2 separate regions of the Mus musculus genome follow, and region 1 is linked to region 2. A link is a loop called in an ENCODE intact Hi-C map of the cell type or tissue named here. Cell type or tissue: gastrocnemius. All regions are shown on one strand.

What was found. A loop is a pair of places that touch in the nucleus more often than their neighbours do. Peaks named below come from ENCODE experiments on the same cell type or tissue, not always from the same donor. Only the 100,000 strongest peaks of a DNase experiment are listed, where the experiment ranks them.
Region 1: it touches region 2 in a loop (4-fold over the local background); 13 of 42 quality-filtered maps call a loop at or near these places.

What each region holds. Positions count from the first base shown.
Region 1 is chr2:155,382,187-155,390,186 of GRCm38, forward strand. Trp53inp2 (transformation related protein 53 inducible nuclear protein 2) reads left to right here. Exons shown (of 4, transcript NM_178111.3): 2 at 3,104-3,278; 3 at 3,695-3,983; 4 at 4,354-7,661. The coding sequence starts at 3,155. The coding sequence ends at 4,606. Among named protein-coding and RNA genes, the nearest start is that of Trp53inp2, 4.3 kb to the left of the region's middle. In gastrocnemius, CTCF peaks have their summits at 1,143 and 3,114 (motif pointing left); DNase peaks (open chromatin) are centred at 987, 3,125, 3,748 and 4,515; H3K4me3 peaks cover 5,741 bases; H3K27ac peaks cover 8,000 bases.
Region 2 is chr2:155,237,761-155,245,760 of GRCm38, forward strand. It overlaps Dynlrb1 (dynein light chain roadblock-type 1), which reads left to right. Exons shown (of 4, transcript NM_025947.3): 2 at 4,971-5,046. Among named protein-coding and RNA genes, the nearest start is that of Dynlrb1, 5.2 kb to the left of the region's middle. In gastrocnemius, CTCF peaks have their summits at 3,401 and 6,098 (motif pointing right); no DNase peak of the experiment used is centred here; H3K4me3 peaks cover 809 bases; H3K27ac peaks cover 2,960 bases.

The DNA.
Region 1 (8,000 bases), 140 kb after region 2:
CATTGAGACGTCACCAAGGCCAGCCCCGCCTTCCAGGCTTGCATGGGTGCTTGTCCTCTGGTGACCCGGTGGGCGCTATGTCGTGCCCAGCCGGCCGAGGGTTGAAGAGACGCTGAAAGACAAGCGGGATCCGAAGGGACTCGGCGGTTTCCTGGGCTAATCTAGGGACTGGGGTCAGGCCTCTCATTTGTTTTTTCCTTGTGACCTGAGAGAGGGTAGGACAGCAAAGCTCGATTTAAGTTGAGAGGGCGGTAAGTAGATGGAGCTTCAGACTCCAGGTCCTGGAGACACTACCAGATGGTAGCGGATCCCCTCTGTCTTCAGGCTCCGCCCCCTAACATAATAACATCCTTCTAATCCCTGACATGTGTGCAGAGCCTGAGTTGATGTCATTTTCAGCCTACAAATATTGAGGGTCTTAAGCCCCACTTCACGGAAGAGGAAACTGAGACTCAGAGAGACGTAGTTTACTGGAGATCTCAGCCAATTAGAATCACACTCACTAAGTGGTAGATTCCTTAGCTGAAGTATAAGCTACATGCTTACATACATCTACTGAGGACCCTATCTTGGGTTCAGCACCAACCACAATTTGATGGGATGCTTCAGTCTTCATGATCCTGGACATTTTCCCAGGAGGTCTCTGAAAATTGGGTCTCTTACAAGGCCCTGACCTCCTCTGCCTTCTTTCTACTTCAAAACCCAATAAATGGCCGTCTCCCAGCTGTTTTGACCACAGAAAGGTGAGTCACTAGTTGCCTGCCTCCAGGTGTCTCCAGGGCAGATGTTGTTGAGAGGGAGTTGGGAGTTCCCTCTGTGGGCCTCCCATCAGAGCTGTCAGCTGGGAGAACCAGACCCTTCCCTGGCATTAGTGATGCAGAGCTTATGCTGTTTCCTGAGGCTGCTTCCAGAGTGACAGAAGGATGTCTCTTACTTTCCAAGTAAGTAGATCTGGAGTCCTTCCCAGGTTGAGGGTCGCTCAAGAATGGCCTGGGCTAGGGTTGGCTTAGGCCTCCAGTGCTATTCTAGGCACAGCCTCTGTAGTATTAAGGGAATGGTTCTTCCTGGAGCAGAGCCAGGAATCTGAGAACCAGGAAGCCAGCAGGCTAGGAAAGAAAACCCAGGAGGCTCTCCTAGTGGTCAAAGGAGGGGGGCAGTCATAGCTGGCTGGTTGCTACCATCTCTCCTGGCTGTCACTCACTTCTGTATGATCTCCACCAGGGAGCTTCTCACTTGACATGTCAACAGTTGAAAAGGCTCATTGCAGGGACTGGTGCACAGTGTGAACCCTGGGAAATGCATGCAAAAGTTTGATGCCAGGGACCAGAGATCTACAGGGACCAGAGACCAGGGCCTGTGTCTGATTTCCCTGTTTCCTGTGTATTATATTTTTGGATATTACCTGTTGAGGTTTTTCTGATTGTATGTATTCTGCATTGCCACACCACCACTAAGCTATAGCTTTATTGGGTAGATTCATGTTCCCAATTTGATATCACCATCCCTAAAACAGGAGACTTGTTGTCTTGGTCCAGGGAAGGAGGCTTGGGTTTGAAGGCTTGGATCTTGGTCCAAAGCTTGTGTTTATCCTCAAGGGATCCCTGGATCTGACAGCTTCCTTCTTCCACTGTCTATCACTGACATGTGGTCTCACTGGACAGGATTCTTTCTCTTGGCTAGTGATGCTGAGTTTGAACAAGAGTCTAGGGGAAAGGGGAGTTAGAGTAGTGGGGCAGACCTGTAGGCACAGGTCCTCCTCATCTGAGGGTTGCCCAATCTCATGGTAAGATTGTAGAACTGAGCCGGGCGTGGTGGCACTCGCCTTTAATCCCAGCACTCGGGAGGCAGAGGCAGGCGGATTTCTGAATTCGAGGCCAGCCTGGTCTACAAAGTGAGTTCCAGGACAGCCAGGGCTACACAGAGAAACCCTGTCTCGAAAAACCCAAAAAAAAAAAAAAAAAAAAAAAGATTGTAGAACTGTAGTGATTACGGATGCTATTAGGTTCAAATACTACCTGTGTCTTTCACTAGCTGTGAGACTTTAGGTAGTTATCTTATTTCGCTGGGCCTTTTAAAAAAATTAATTAATTAAATGTATGTGAGTACACTGTTGTTGTCTTCAGCCACACCAGAAGAGAGCATCCGATCCCATCACAGCTGGTTGTGAGCCACCATGTGGTTGCTGGGAATTGAACTCAGGACCTCTGGAAGAACAGTCGGTGCTCTTGACTACTGAACCATCTCTCCAGCTCTCTGGGCTTTGTTTTATTTATCTCTCTATCAGAAAAAATTTTTTCTCTTCCTCCCACTCCTTTTCAGTCCCTTTGACAGGATCTTATGTAGCCAGGAACTATTTTTTTTTTTTTTTTTTTTTTTTTTAGGTAGGGCCCCATGTAGTTCAGACTGGCCTTTAACTCACTATGTAGCCTAAGCAGGACTTGGACTCTGATCCCCCTGCCTCTACCTTCTAAGTGCTAGGATAATAGACAGGAGGTCTTCATGTCTTTGAACTCTTGTCCTCTTGCCTCTAGCCCCTAAGTCCTAAGATTCCAGGCTTGCCCTTTCACACACTGTGAGGATATAAGGAAAAATGGACCAGGTTTCTTAGTATAGTGTTGTATGTTACTGACACAGGAATATTAATTATGATGATGGTAATAAGAACAATTTTTTTCCCTTAATGGAAAATTCCTATTTACTCCTCAAAGCCCAGGTTGGCTGTTATCTTCCTCTAGAGACTTACCCTGGCAAAGCTTGGTCATATATATCACTTCTTCCATATCCCCAAAGCACCCTGTCATAACACCAAGTTTATTAGCTTATTGAATGTTTACTGTGTGCTCAGGCACTGTTCTAAACATGTCATTAAGTGTTTCCTCATTTAAGTCTTATTACGATTGTCATTTGACAGATGAGAAAACAAAGACCCAGCACCTTTCTAAGTGCATACAGGAACACCCACTGAATGCAGAAAAGCACACACACCAAGAGCTTCTCTGCTATTACTGCTCTGGCAGCTAGGGGCTATAGCCTTGTCTCCAGCTACCAACTGAAGGGCTGACTTTAGTTCGTGCTTCTACTAATGTCTTTCTATGCTTCTCAGGGCTTTAAACTGCCATAGGGCGCCCCCTTGAGGTTGCTTCACCCGCTGACCATGTTCCAGCGCTTCACCAGCCTTTTCTTCAACACCCCTGCGCCTCCTGAAGACTCCAACTGTCCGGGGGCCTTTGTCTCTGAGGAGGATGAAGTGGATGGCTGGCTCATCATCGACCTACAGGGTGAGGCTTGAGTCAGGATCCAGCACTCTTGATTCCCTAGTCTATGAGCATAATGAGGACAGGAGGTGTTGCAATATAGAGGGGAAGAGGGCTATTTGGATGTTGGAGTCCCCCTAGGCCTACTGGAAAAATTAAAGTAGAAGCCGTGAGCCCAGAGGTGAGGTAACACAGACCCTTCTCTTGAAAGCTCTGGCTCCTGCCATTTGTTGGGGCACACACCTGGGACACCTAGGGCGGTGGGCTAAGGATCCTGGCCTTCAGGTGCTCTCTGGGCACGATGGATAGAGGTGCAGGTCTGACTAACGATGCCCTTTCTCTCCCCATCCCATGTGTCTGGCATATGTGTGTGTGTGTATGTGTGTCCCACCCTGCTGCTCCCTCTCCTCTGCATGGCTTCCCATTCCCACACCCTATAGACAGCTATACAGCTCCTCCCGACCCCGGGGCCTCGCCTGCTCCTGCAGGCCGCCCTCCACCCGCGCCCTCCTTGATGGATGAGAGCTGGTTTGTTACCCCTCCCGCCTGTTTTACTGCAGAGGGGCCCGGCCTTGGGCCTGCCCGCCTCCAGAGCAATCCGCTGGAGGACCTCCTCATTGAGCATCCCAGCATGTCCGTTTATGTCACCGGCAGCACCATAGTGCTGGAGTCTGGGCCACCTTCCCCTCACCCTGAAGCTGCCTTGCCTGATCAGGACCTCAGCGATGGGTGAGTGGGTTGAGGGTGGAGACTGGAGGCTAGGGTCTAGGAGACTAGCAGGGGCGTGTCCTTGGGATAAAGGGCTGAAGGAAAAGAGGCGTGGTCTTGTGGCTAAGGTGGGGCTTGGGAGAGCCCTGGCTCAGAGGATTGGGAGGGACCAGCCTGATCTGCCAGACAGAATCAGAGTAGGACTTGTATTGGGGGGTCAGGGTTTTTTCCCTGTTCTGCCTAGTTACCTGTGCCAGGTGCTTAATCACAACTCTAATTGTGATTAAAGGAAGAATTTGTACCCCTCAGTGGTCTGCCCCGCAGAAATAGGGTGTGGGATGCCAACCCTGATCTCTTCCCTCTCTGACAGAGTTGTACTCTGTTTCTGCAGAGAGCTGGCGCCTGCCCTCCGGGAACCCAGGGCCTTGCACCACGCAGCTGCTCCTATGCCCGCTCGAGCTGTGCTGCTGGAGAAGGCTGGCCAGGTGCGGAGGCTGCAGAGAGCCCGACAGCGGGCTGAGCGCCACACATTGAGTGCTAAAGTGTTGCAACGGCAGAATCGCGCCCGGGAGAGCCGTTCGCGCCGGCCCAAGCACCAGGGCAGCTTTATTTACCAGCCGTGCCAGCGCCAGTTCAACTACTGAGCGCCCCTGCTGCACCGCGAATCCCTCGCCGACTCCTGGTCCCATCCGCCTCCTCTGCAGCAGCCAGTGTGCTGCTCGAGGGTGTTGGGGGGTCCACCCGCCTCCATCTGGATACTACAACCTCCCTCCTTCCTAAGTTTTGAGGTGGGGTGATGGCCCTCTACTTCCCTGTTTATAGTCTAACTCACCTATTAACCTCTCTCATCCTGGGTCATCCTCCCTCCTTTCTCAGTGTCTGATTCTCCACCCTCACACTCCCCACACCCACTCTCCCATGCTTCTTTTTAGGACCTCTATTCTTGTCTCTCGCCCCTTCACCTTTTCCCTCTTAGCCCACCCGATTCCTAAGACCCTGACTTGGCACCTTCTCCGCTTCAGCTCCTACTTTCCAAGACTTACTCTTCTGTTTGGGATCGCTCCCACTCTTGTTCCCTTTTTTTCATTCCTGGCAATTCCCTCCCAATCCTGCAGGTGCAACCTGCCAGGCCTGGGCCATTGTCCTCATCCTGTAGTCAGGGATCAGGCATGGGTTTTGATTTCAGTTTTCCCCCTTTCTCTGCCCTGGGGGCTGGGCTCCTTATTGCTGCTTAGGCCTAGAAAGTTTAAGTATGTGGAAGAGGAGAGTGAGTTGTAAGTTAGATAAGGTGAAGGGAATGGAGGGAAACAGGCAGCCTAGTGGGGGCCGCAGATGGGGACAGGTGGGTTGAGAAGTAGCAGGGAGCAGGGCATCTTGGGAGCTGGTATTGTGCTTGGTCAGAGTAGCTAAGCCCTGGTCTTAGGCCTGAGCCTGGAGTCTGCCCCCATTTCCTTTTCCTATAATCCTGCCTTCCAGGGTTCCCCCCTCCCTGAAATTTGTCCTTCAGGAGTAACCCCTACCCACCCCTGTCCCTGTGAGTCTGGAGTCCGAAGGGCTTGTACCTTGTCACCTTACCTTGTCATGCCACCCCAGGAGTAGAAGCTGGGTAAGGCCCCATCATCCTGACCATCTCTGTTCATATGCCCAAGGTGCTAGAATTAGCTTAGGAGAGATGCAGGCCAGAGGATTTCCAGGCAGGGAAAAGGAAACACACCCCAAGGCAAGAATGAGGAGGCATGATGCTAAGGAGGACAACTATGAGGTAAAGCCATCCCCAGACTGACAGCTCTGCCTTTATCTTGCCTCTGGCCTTATATTTCATACTTTGTTCAATATGGCTGGATAATAAACACTCCTGGGTAGAGGAGGCCAGGAGCCTCACTGTCCCAATTCCCAAATTTTTCTTACAGAGATTCAGGGCCTTCAAGAGTCTTCTTAATGTTCTCCCACAGGGCTCTTTCTGAGTGCCCTATAATCCCTCCCCCCTTTCTAATTCAATATCTGGAGTAAGGAATTCTTGGGTAGGGCACAGGGATGGGGTTGCCAGCTTCTTCTTTCTTGTGGTGGGGCTCAGACACCAGCAACAGCCTCTTGGGATGCCCCAAGTTGTTTCCGGTTCTTTCTAGCTGTCCTTTTTAAAGTGTGTGCTCTTCCTTCCTTAAAACCTTTAGATGTCCTGTTACACTAACACAGGTCTTCCCTTCCCTCCAACCCCAGGTTTCAGGTCTCAGAGCCAAGCCAGGGTTGGAGAAAACTGCATTCCTACGAGGGTAAAAGTAGCTGCCCTCTTTGATCCTTTCTTACTAGGCTTCATGTGGGATGGGAGAGGATGTCCCCAGGATGGGGACAGAGGAAGCCCTGCTAGGGTCTCCTAGCCCAGTAAGCCAAATGGGAACTATAAGCAGATCAAAATTTTACACTAGCTTATTAGAGCCCTATTAGTTCCTGTCCCAAGTTCTTCAGTTACAACCTAGTAGTATACTTACTCTTCCAACTGTCCTAAGGTCACTTCCCAGCCAGCTTAGGATCTTCAGCATTTTTAAGAGCTGAAGCTCCCTCTTGCCCTTCTTGTCTACTCCTCACTGCCAGTTGGGGCCTAGGCTTAGTCCTGGGCAAATGTCCATGATCTTGCTGCTGTAGGAAGCTTGATAGGGCATTTGGCTCAAATTTCAGAAGGCCTCGCTCCTGACCTAATTTCTCAAAGCTCCGGTAGTTCTAGACCCCTCCAATTTCTCATCTGGTTGCAAGGCTTATTTTTCTTTTGTACTTTCCTATAGATGCTATAGCATTTGAGTGTGGCAATATTTTTGTTGTGTATAGATGTCTAAGAACCAACACTACTCAGTCTCCTGCTAGTCTGACTCCTGAAGCATCAGACCCTGTCATACTGTATTGACTGTGTATGTGCCTTTCACCTTGAGCATGCTTCAGGAATTTTTTTTTTTCTTAAACCACAGAACTTGAATACACAAGGGAACCAGAATTCACAAAGTCCTATGCAACCCTAGACAGGAGGAGGTTAGAGAGTCTGTCTTGATTTGTGGTTTCAGAGACCCTAGAGAAATTTGTACCAGTTTGTATTAAAGTCAGTACTACCAGCACTTTGCCAAAACTACGGATGTCAGAGGGACCTGTTTCTAGAGTGAGTCCCAATTACATCAAAGGGCAACCTGCGCTTTCTCCAATAAGTCTGAGTGGTTCTCTTGAGCTGGTGTCACTTTCTAACCTTTGCCAGTCTAGCCCCAGCAGGGCACCGTGTGTGTGAGTGTGGTTTGGTGCTGTTTTGGAGTGTGCCTGCCCCCCAGCCTGGAACCCTCTGATCAACTTGCTGGGACCTATAACGTCTTAGGTGCAACAAGGACCCTACCAGAGCTCCTGGGTGGCTTTGTGTGAGGGGACTGAACGCAGACAAACCACAGCCTGCTTCTAATACCTTCTTTCCCTACCACCTAGTTCCAAATGGAACCAACAAGTTGAGTGCATCTCTGTTGGGTGTTTTGTGTTGAGACTGGCTGAAGTGAAGAATCTTTGACTGACCATGTTGTGATGTGTCGACAGACTCAAGGACACAACCACCTCGACCTGGTCATGTGGCATGCCTGTGTATGTGTGTAACAGGATTCTGAATGTTAGGTTGTAATGCTATTCCTGTATGGGAGAAAAAATAATATAAACAAATAAAAATCTATTTAAAGCACATTATGCTTTCTGCCTCAGCTGAGCTAAAGTATGAGAAACACTATAATTTCAAGTATCATCAAGGCAGAGGATACTATTATTAGGCTAATCTTCGTTCTCCTTTGTCATATAAGAAAGCAAGAGGACAAATAGTTCACTAGAAAAGGACAATATAGGGTCTGACTCATAAATATTTTTAGAAGATCCTTATAAGGCACATATATGAAGATACCTGGATACAGAAATGAGAAAGCACAGCAAACACTGGTCCACTCTTTAGTCCCAAGCACTGGGCTATGACAAGGTCCAAGAGCTACCTAGTTAACTGTAGAACTGTGTTAAGTGCATCTCCTGATGGAG
Region 2 (8,000 bases):
TCAGGACCATTGAGCTAGGATGGGAAGGCCTTCCCAACTGCAGGCAGCTGCCATCACTGTTGAGATGTTTGGGGAGGCCAGAGAGGACATGGTACCAGGGGTACCTCCTGATGGCTGAGGCAGCTCCAGTGAGGGCTATAGGCTGAGGCAGGAGCAGAGGTGCAGCCATTTTGACAGCTGCAGCCTGCTGCTTAGTGAATACATGTCTATGTATAATGTGCCTGGAGAGGCATCAGATGGGGACTGGATTTACTGATGCCTGTGAGCCACCATATAAGTGCTGGGAGTCAAATTCACTCCTATATGGAAGAATATCCAGTGCTTTTAATTACTTTTTTTAGTCCCAGAAAACTAAGCAACTGAGAAGGAAACAGACTGGCATCACCTAGACAGTGGTTATCAACCTGTGGGTCTCAGCACACAGGGATCACATATCAGATACTTAGAGTTATGAAGTAACAGTGAAATAATTTCGTGGCTGGGGGTCACTACAACATGAGGAACCATATTAAAGGGTCACAGATTGGGAGGGTTAAGGATCACTGAGCTAGAGGCAACTACATAGGTACATTGTGTATGGTGTTCTTATTCTGTTTTTGTTGTGGTCTGCATCGACTGTTCAATTAGGGGTCTGTGATTTTCATGGTATCACGAAGACTGTGTCTACATCATCAAAAACAGTATTGCTTCAAATCTGTGCAATGTTATTTTCCACAACACTCGCCTGTAAAAAAATTTTAATAGGGAACTGTAGAGATGGGCTCAACCATTGAGAGTATTTGTCGTTCTTACAGAAGATTGAGGTTCAATTCCCAACACCCACATGTCTGCTCATATCTGTTTGTAACTCCACTTCTAGATCTGACACCTACTTCTGACTTCTGCAGGCTCCTGCATAAGTCATACATACATACTGCATATATAAAGTAAATACATCAATATATTTTAAAAATTTTAAATAGCATATTCACAGTTTTAATACAAAAGGACCTAAGTGAAAAATCGCTCTCTCATCCATTCCTAATCCCAGCTTCAGTCTCCTTCAGGAACAACCAGATTTGTGTGTGTGTGTGTGTGTGTGTGTGTCTGTCTGGTCTGTGTTGTCTGTGTGTCTGTATGTCTGTCTATGTCTATGTGTGTCTGTATGTGTGAATCTCCCTCTGTAGACCAAGGAGTTCTTTATACACCAGAATATATATCTGTATATATATCTGAAAGTTCCTCTGTAGGCCGGGCTGGGCTAGAACTCACAAAGATCTGCCTGCCTCCAACTCCCAAGTTTTGGGATTAAAGGTGTGCTCCAGACAGGACCCCCCCCCCCGGGAGTAATTTACATAAGTGTATATGTGCTGTGTTTTCATACATGGTAGATTTCTATAATCAGTACTGTATTGTTGTTTGCATTCATAAAATTGCTACATATTTAGATGAACATTCCAAGTGAACTCATATGGCAGTTGTATATGATCTGTAAGAGGTGCACGAGGTCATTCTTACCCCTCCCCCAAGCTAACCACTGTTGGCAGCTGGGTATGCTTCCTTTTTGATATGTTTGGTGCATGGGACTATTTTTTTATTTGTGCCTTATATGGTGCACAACTTGCCATTTAACCAAGGATGACTTTGAACTTCCAATCCTCCTGCCTCTACCTCCTAAGTGCTGGGATTTGGGGTGTGTGTGTTTGGGGCAACCTGCTGGATTGGATCAGAACAGGCAGGTGTACTTATCTGGAGTCCATTTGATTTGTGACAGGTGAGTCCAAGTCTTAAGACTCTTGATTCCCAAAGTTTATATGAACTGTAGTTTGCAAAAGGATATACCATTGCATTGAAATCCATATTTTAGAAAAATAGTTAAGAGGTGTCTGTTAGACACCAGGAGTAGACTCGTGCGTTTGAGAGCTAGTTAAAGGTTTACAGCTATAGATACACAGATTGAACAGAGATGGTTTTAGCATGATAAGCATCTTTAAGTTTATATTCAGAAGCCAACCAAAGGGAAATGAAAATCTTGAGCTTATGGCTGAATTGTTAACTGCCAGTGTTTCATTAGCTCATCAGAACTCCACTGATCAATGTTAAAATTCTCAACTTTGAAATGACAATAGCATGCAGGGAGAATATGAAACATTTCCCCTTTTTATACCTTAAATTGTTTCTTACATCTCTGTAACTTGAAATTATATACATTAAAACATCTTCTTAGATCCTCTGACATTTATCACTTGCATTTACCAACTTTAAATATCTTTCATCTGAAGGATTTTTTATTTCTAATCCATCACTATCAAGTTCTTTTACATCCTCTAACCTTCACCTTGCATTTATCAGCCTCGAACATTTTTCTTAGACCTTAACCTGCTGGGTTGGATCATAACTCACCTGTGCCTTGTGCTCCATGTTGCTGTCTCCTTGCCCTCCGCTTCCGCCTCTGACGCTCTGGGGGGTCAGTGGGTGCTCCAGTCTGAGAGTGTGGGGAGAGGGGCCGGAGGGGGTCTGCTCCCTGGATGCTGCTTCTTTCTCATGTCTAGGATCTAATCTATCCCTAGTTAGAAGACTGAAGGTATCTACAGGTACTTTACCTGGTCCATGCACACCATAATAATCTCCAAGTCTTTCTCTAACCTTCTCCTAGGTTGCTAAATTTACTGTACCTTCTTCAAGAAACCAAGGACAAATCACCTCTACAAAATCTAAAAAATTAAATGTAGTTGCTGTTGCCCTACTTGAGCAAAGCATATTCTTAAGCATTTGTACAAAAAGCAAACGATTGTTTCCACTTCACATCTTTTTTCCCTGTCTTTTTCTTTTTCCAAGCTCCCTTATCTGTTTCCCTGTGTCGGTTACAAGAAACTCTCATTGCACTGAGCCCCTTTTTCTTTCTCAAGCTCTCCCTCCTCGTTGTCCTTCACTTGATCCCCCAATTCCAACCAACCTGCTGGGAACAGTCCTCTGAGGCGGGAGTGAGGATAATTATAGGGAAGGCAGAAAAAAGATGCAAGAGACAGGTATGGGAGGGCTGCAGGTCAATGCCACATCGGCCTCTAGTTAGTTTTTCTTAGCCTTTTTATACCTCACAGTATTCTGGGAAGCAAAGCCACAGGAACGACTGCGCCATAACACATAAGCCATCAGTTCTCATCCCAGAGCCTCCCTGTAACTCCCAAGGTCAGTGGAGTCTTCAGCCCCTCATCTTGCCTGACGTGCACCTTCTCTTACTGTTCCATGCCTCAGCAGGCCAGGAAATCTGCCAGTACCCCTGACCTGCCTTGACTCTGCCTGGCAGGCAGGCTTTTATTTATTTTCTTTCTCTCCACAGAAGCAGGCAAACGGCTTCTGACACAACCATGCCCTTTTACCCAGGTTCTAGATTAGAGGCATGAAGCTGCTTGGCGCTCTGTAGGGGGAGCCCTCTACCCACCCTGTGGCATCTGGCACTGTTCTTACAGGAAGTAGGTTGTTAGGGTGAGCCTTTCATAAAAATAACCCATTGTGTTATCTCCAGTTTTGGAGCACACACACACACCGCCCCCAGCTCTAGCTCTTTGGACCCAGGTGATGGAGAACCATTCTTTCTGTGAATGACACCCCTGTTTCCAAAGACCCTTTGCCTTCTTCCCTTTTGGAGATAAAGTCTCTATAAAACCCTGGCTGTGCTATAGCTCACTATGTACAGACTGGCCTTGATTTCACAGAGATCCGAACGCCTGTCCTGACTACGTTTGAGGAGCTTATGACTAGATTCCAAGCCTGTGGAGGGGGCACCCTGAGAATAAGCACACTTCAAAACCAGGCTCCAGCTGTAGAGAGAGGAAGGTCAGCTAGACTTGTGTTCATGGGGACCTACTCTGCTGACCACTCTAAGAGACTAAGTAGCTAGACACAGGCTCTGACATGTCTCACAGAGTCACAGACTAGGTCTTGAAGAGATGTGTCAGGTGGTCTAGAAAACTATTTGGTTTCAGAAAAGCAGCTTTGAAAGTTTGTTTTTTTTGAAGGGGTGGGGAGGACCAGGTGTGATAGCACACATCTTTAATCCCGGCAGAGGCAGAGGCAGGCAGTCTCTGAGTTTGAGTCCAGCCTGGTCTACAGAGTGAGTTCCAGGACAGCCAGGGCTGTATAGAAGCATGTTTCACAGAGGGAGATCCTACTTCTCATCATCTGCTCAGTTGACAGGCTCTGTGTGCTAGGACGTCCCACCTTGAGCAGTTTCTGGATAATCAGAGCTCTTCCTGAGACATAGTTCCTGTTCCTTCCTTCGTTCTTTTTCTTTTCTTTTCTTTTCTTTCTTTTTTTTTTTTTTCTTGTGGTGATTTTTCAAGACAGGGTTTCTCTGTGTAGCCCTGGCTGTCCTGGAACTCACTCTGTAGACCAGGCTGGCCTCGAACTCAAAGAGATCTGCCTGCCTCTGCCTCCCAAGTGCTAGGATTAAAGGCATGTGCCACCACTGCCCAGCATATTTCCTGTTCTTATATACCAAGTGTCACTGTGTTTAGGGTGGCAGCTTTTTAAGTCACTGAGTTTATCTTTATGGGGTCATTTTGCTCCCTTTGAAATATTTTCATTTTTGATGTTTAACCTACAAAGAATGAAGTGCCTCTTTCCTGTTAAAAGCTACTACTTAGGTTTTTGTTTTTTCCAGTTCATCAGAATACAGTGCCACATGAGTGAGTCATGGGTCGTGGGTGTGTCTGTACTCCAGGGAATGGGGTTTTTACTCTGCTCTCAAATAGCTGATGGGCAGGGAGGGGATGGCCGCCTGGTGTAAGGGGCCAGAAACAGTGCTGCTCATGCTGGGGCTGCCAGTGGTGGCCTGAGGAGCACTCCATATGGGCCCGGCCTGGGCAGCTTTGGAGCACTACCAAGTGCCTGGGTGTTTTTTTTTAGATGACTCTCATTCCTGGGCCGGGATCTGAAGACGTTAATCCGGTCTGCCTACTGACTCCTAATCTTGGTCTCCTTTCTGGCAGGCAGAGGTGGAGGAAACACTCAAGAGGCTTCAGAGCCAGAAAGGAGTGCAGGGCATCATCGTGGTGAACACAGAAGGTAGGCCCTTGTCCATCCTGTACCCAGGCAGGTCTCCAGAAAGCAGCCCATACCAAACACAGTGACCTTCCTCACCACAGTGTCCTTCCACACCACACACAGTGTCCTTCCTCACCACAGTGTCCTTCCACACCACAGTGTCCTTCCTCACTACACACAGTGTCCTTCCTCACCACAGTGTCCTTCCACACCACACACAGTGTCCTTCCTCACCACACCGTGTCCTCCCACACCACACAGTGTCCTCCCTCACCACACACAGTGTCCTTCCACACCACAGTGTCCTTCCACACCACACACAGTGTCCTTCCTCACCACACACAGTGTCCTTCCTCACCACACAGTGTCCTTCCTCACCACAGTGTCCTTCCATACCACACAGTGTCCTCCCACACCACACAGTGTCCTCCCACACCACACACAGTGTCCTCCCTCACCACACACAGTGTCCTTCCTCACCACACACAGTGTCCTCCCACACCACACACAGTGTCCTCCCACACCACACACAGTGTCCTCCCACACCACACACAGTGTCCTTCCTCACCACACACAGTGTCCTTCCACACCACACACAGTGTCCTTCCACACCACACACAGTGTCCTTCCTCACCACACACAGTGTCCTTCCTCACCACACACAGTGTCCTTCCTCACCACACACAGTGTCCTTCCTCACCACAGTGTCCTTCCTCACCACACACAGTGTCCTCCCACACCACAGTGTCCTTCCTCACCACACACAGTGTCCTTCCTCACCACAGTGTCCTCCCACACCACACACAGTGTCCTTCCTCACCACACACAATGTCCTCCCACACCACACACAGTGTCCTCCCATACCACAGTGTCCTTCCTCACCACACACAGTGTCCTTCCTCACCACACACAGTGTCCTTCCTCAATCCTAAGGAGCCCAAATTCATTCTCATTTTCTTTCTTTAAAACATTTCCAAAGTTCTGATACTATTCTTTTTTTTTGTTTTGTTTTTTTAAGATTTATTTATTATCATATGTAAGTATACTGTAGCTGTCTTCAGACACCCCAGAAGAGGGCAGCAGATCTCATTATGGATGGTTGTGAGCCACCATGTGGTTGCTAGGATTTGAACTCAGGACCTTCAGAAGAGCAGCCATCTCTCCATCCCCTCTGATAGTATTCTTGTGATTTTTTTTTTTTCTTCTTTTGAGGCAGGGTATTGGTGTGTAACCTAAGCTATCCTGGAACGTGGGATCTTCCTGCTTCTGCCTCCTGAGTGCTGGAGCTAAAGGCATGCACCACCTTAGAGATCTTAACTTAGTAAATATGAATTTTTTTTCTCAGTTCCACTGCCTTGACAGATCACAGCTGTCAGTATTCTGTGTTTTTCAGCCCTTGTGATTATCCAACTTATTTCTCAGGTGATAATCAGAGTTGTTAAGACTTGTTTTTGTGTTAAGGTAGATCTCTGTGAGTTTGAGGCCAGCCAGGTCTACAGAGCAAGTTCCAGGATAGCCAGGGCTACACAGAGACAGGAAGAAATTTAATTGATGATTGCCTCTTATTACAAAGCCAAAATTGTTTCTAAGATTTATTTTTTATTTTTATTTTCTGCATATGGGTGCTTTTGCCTGCATGTTAAGTATCTACCATATGTGTGCATTGTATGAGGAGCCAGAAAAGAGTGTCAATTCCCTAGAACTGGAGTTATAGAAGGTTGTGAGCTGCCATGTGGGTGCTGGGACTTGAGCCCAGGTCTTCTCTCTGGAAGAGCCATCTCTCTAACCTGCAGAACCAAGATTCAAATCTGAGTGCACCTTTGGGGTCTGTAGGCCCTGATGGCCCCAACAGCCTTAAGGACCAGCCTCGGAGAGAGATTCATGGACCTGTCCAGGAGGCAGCAGAGAGAACAGTGAAGATCCAGGGGAACCACATAGACCCTGCTCTGGCCCTGATCTAGTATACAAGCAGATGGCTGGCTGACAAACTGCTGTGCCGAGGCTGCAGACGCAGCTTGTAGGTGTGAGCAGCCCAAGAAGATAGATGTCTGAGATGGCTGAAGCTGTCAGTCTTCTCCACTGAAGGCTGTTCTCTGACCTCAGTTCGAGTTTTTACCCCTACTTAGAATGTGTACTGTTGCCAGTCTGCCTTCCAGGTCTTCCTTAGACTCTCCTCTTTGAAGAAGCTAAGCTCTAGGGCTGTTTACAACCACCTGTATCTCTACTTCTGGAGGGTTTGATCCCCCTTCTAACCTCCTCAGGCTGCTACATGCACATGGTGTCCCCCGTTAGGAATACATACACATACATAAGTATTTTTAAAAAGAGAGCAGCAGCTAAGTCTTTACATCGCAGTGAACCTGCAGTGTCACCACTCGGGAGGATCGTGTTAAATTCCAAGCTGTTCTGGTCCTATCATGAGTTCTCGGTCAGCCAAGGCTACATAATGAGACCCTGGTTCAAAGGGGAGGGTTTATTTATTTACTTACTTATTTTTACCATACCTCATTTTAGCACGAGGAAATTGAGATTCAGAGAGATCAAGTAGGTCCCTGGCATGTATCCAGCACTTGGGAGATAGAGGCCCAAGAACTGGGCTTAAAAAGAATCATCCTCAGCTACACAGTGAGTTCAAGGGCAGCATGCATGAGATCCTGGGCTCCAAAAGCCAAAGTGGGTCGGGTAGCTAAGGATGTGCTCTAGTAGGATTGTGCAGCCTCGGCCTCGTCAACAAAGCATCTGGCGCTCCTTGCTTCTAACACACCTCGGCTAGGGCAGAATGTGTACTGGGTAGCACTATCTAGTAAATTTTTCTCTTCTCAGTGTTGGGGCTCAGGCTCCTTGCCCTGTATATACTGGGCAAATGCTCTACCCACCAGCCCCATCGAAGGGCTGAACCATGTCTCAAAAAAGTGCTTCCCCAGCAGCCACGTAAGTCTGCAAGCTACACAGTAAGGGCTTGCAGTTAGGTTGCC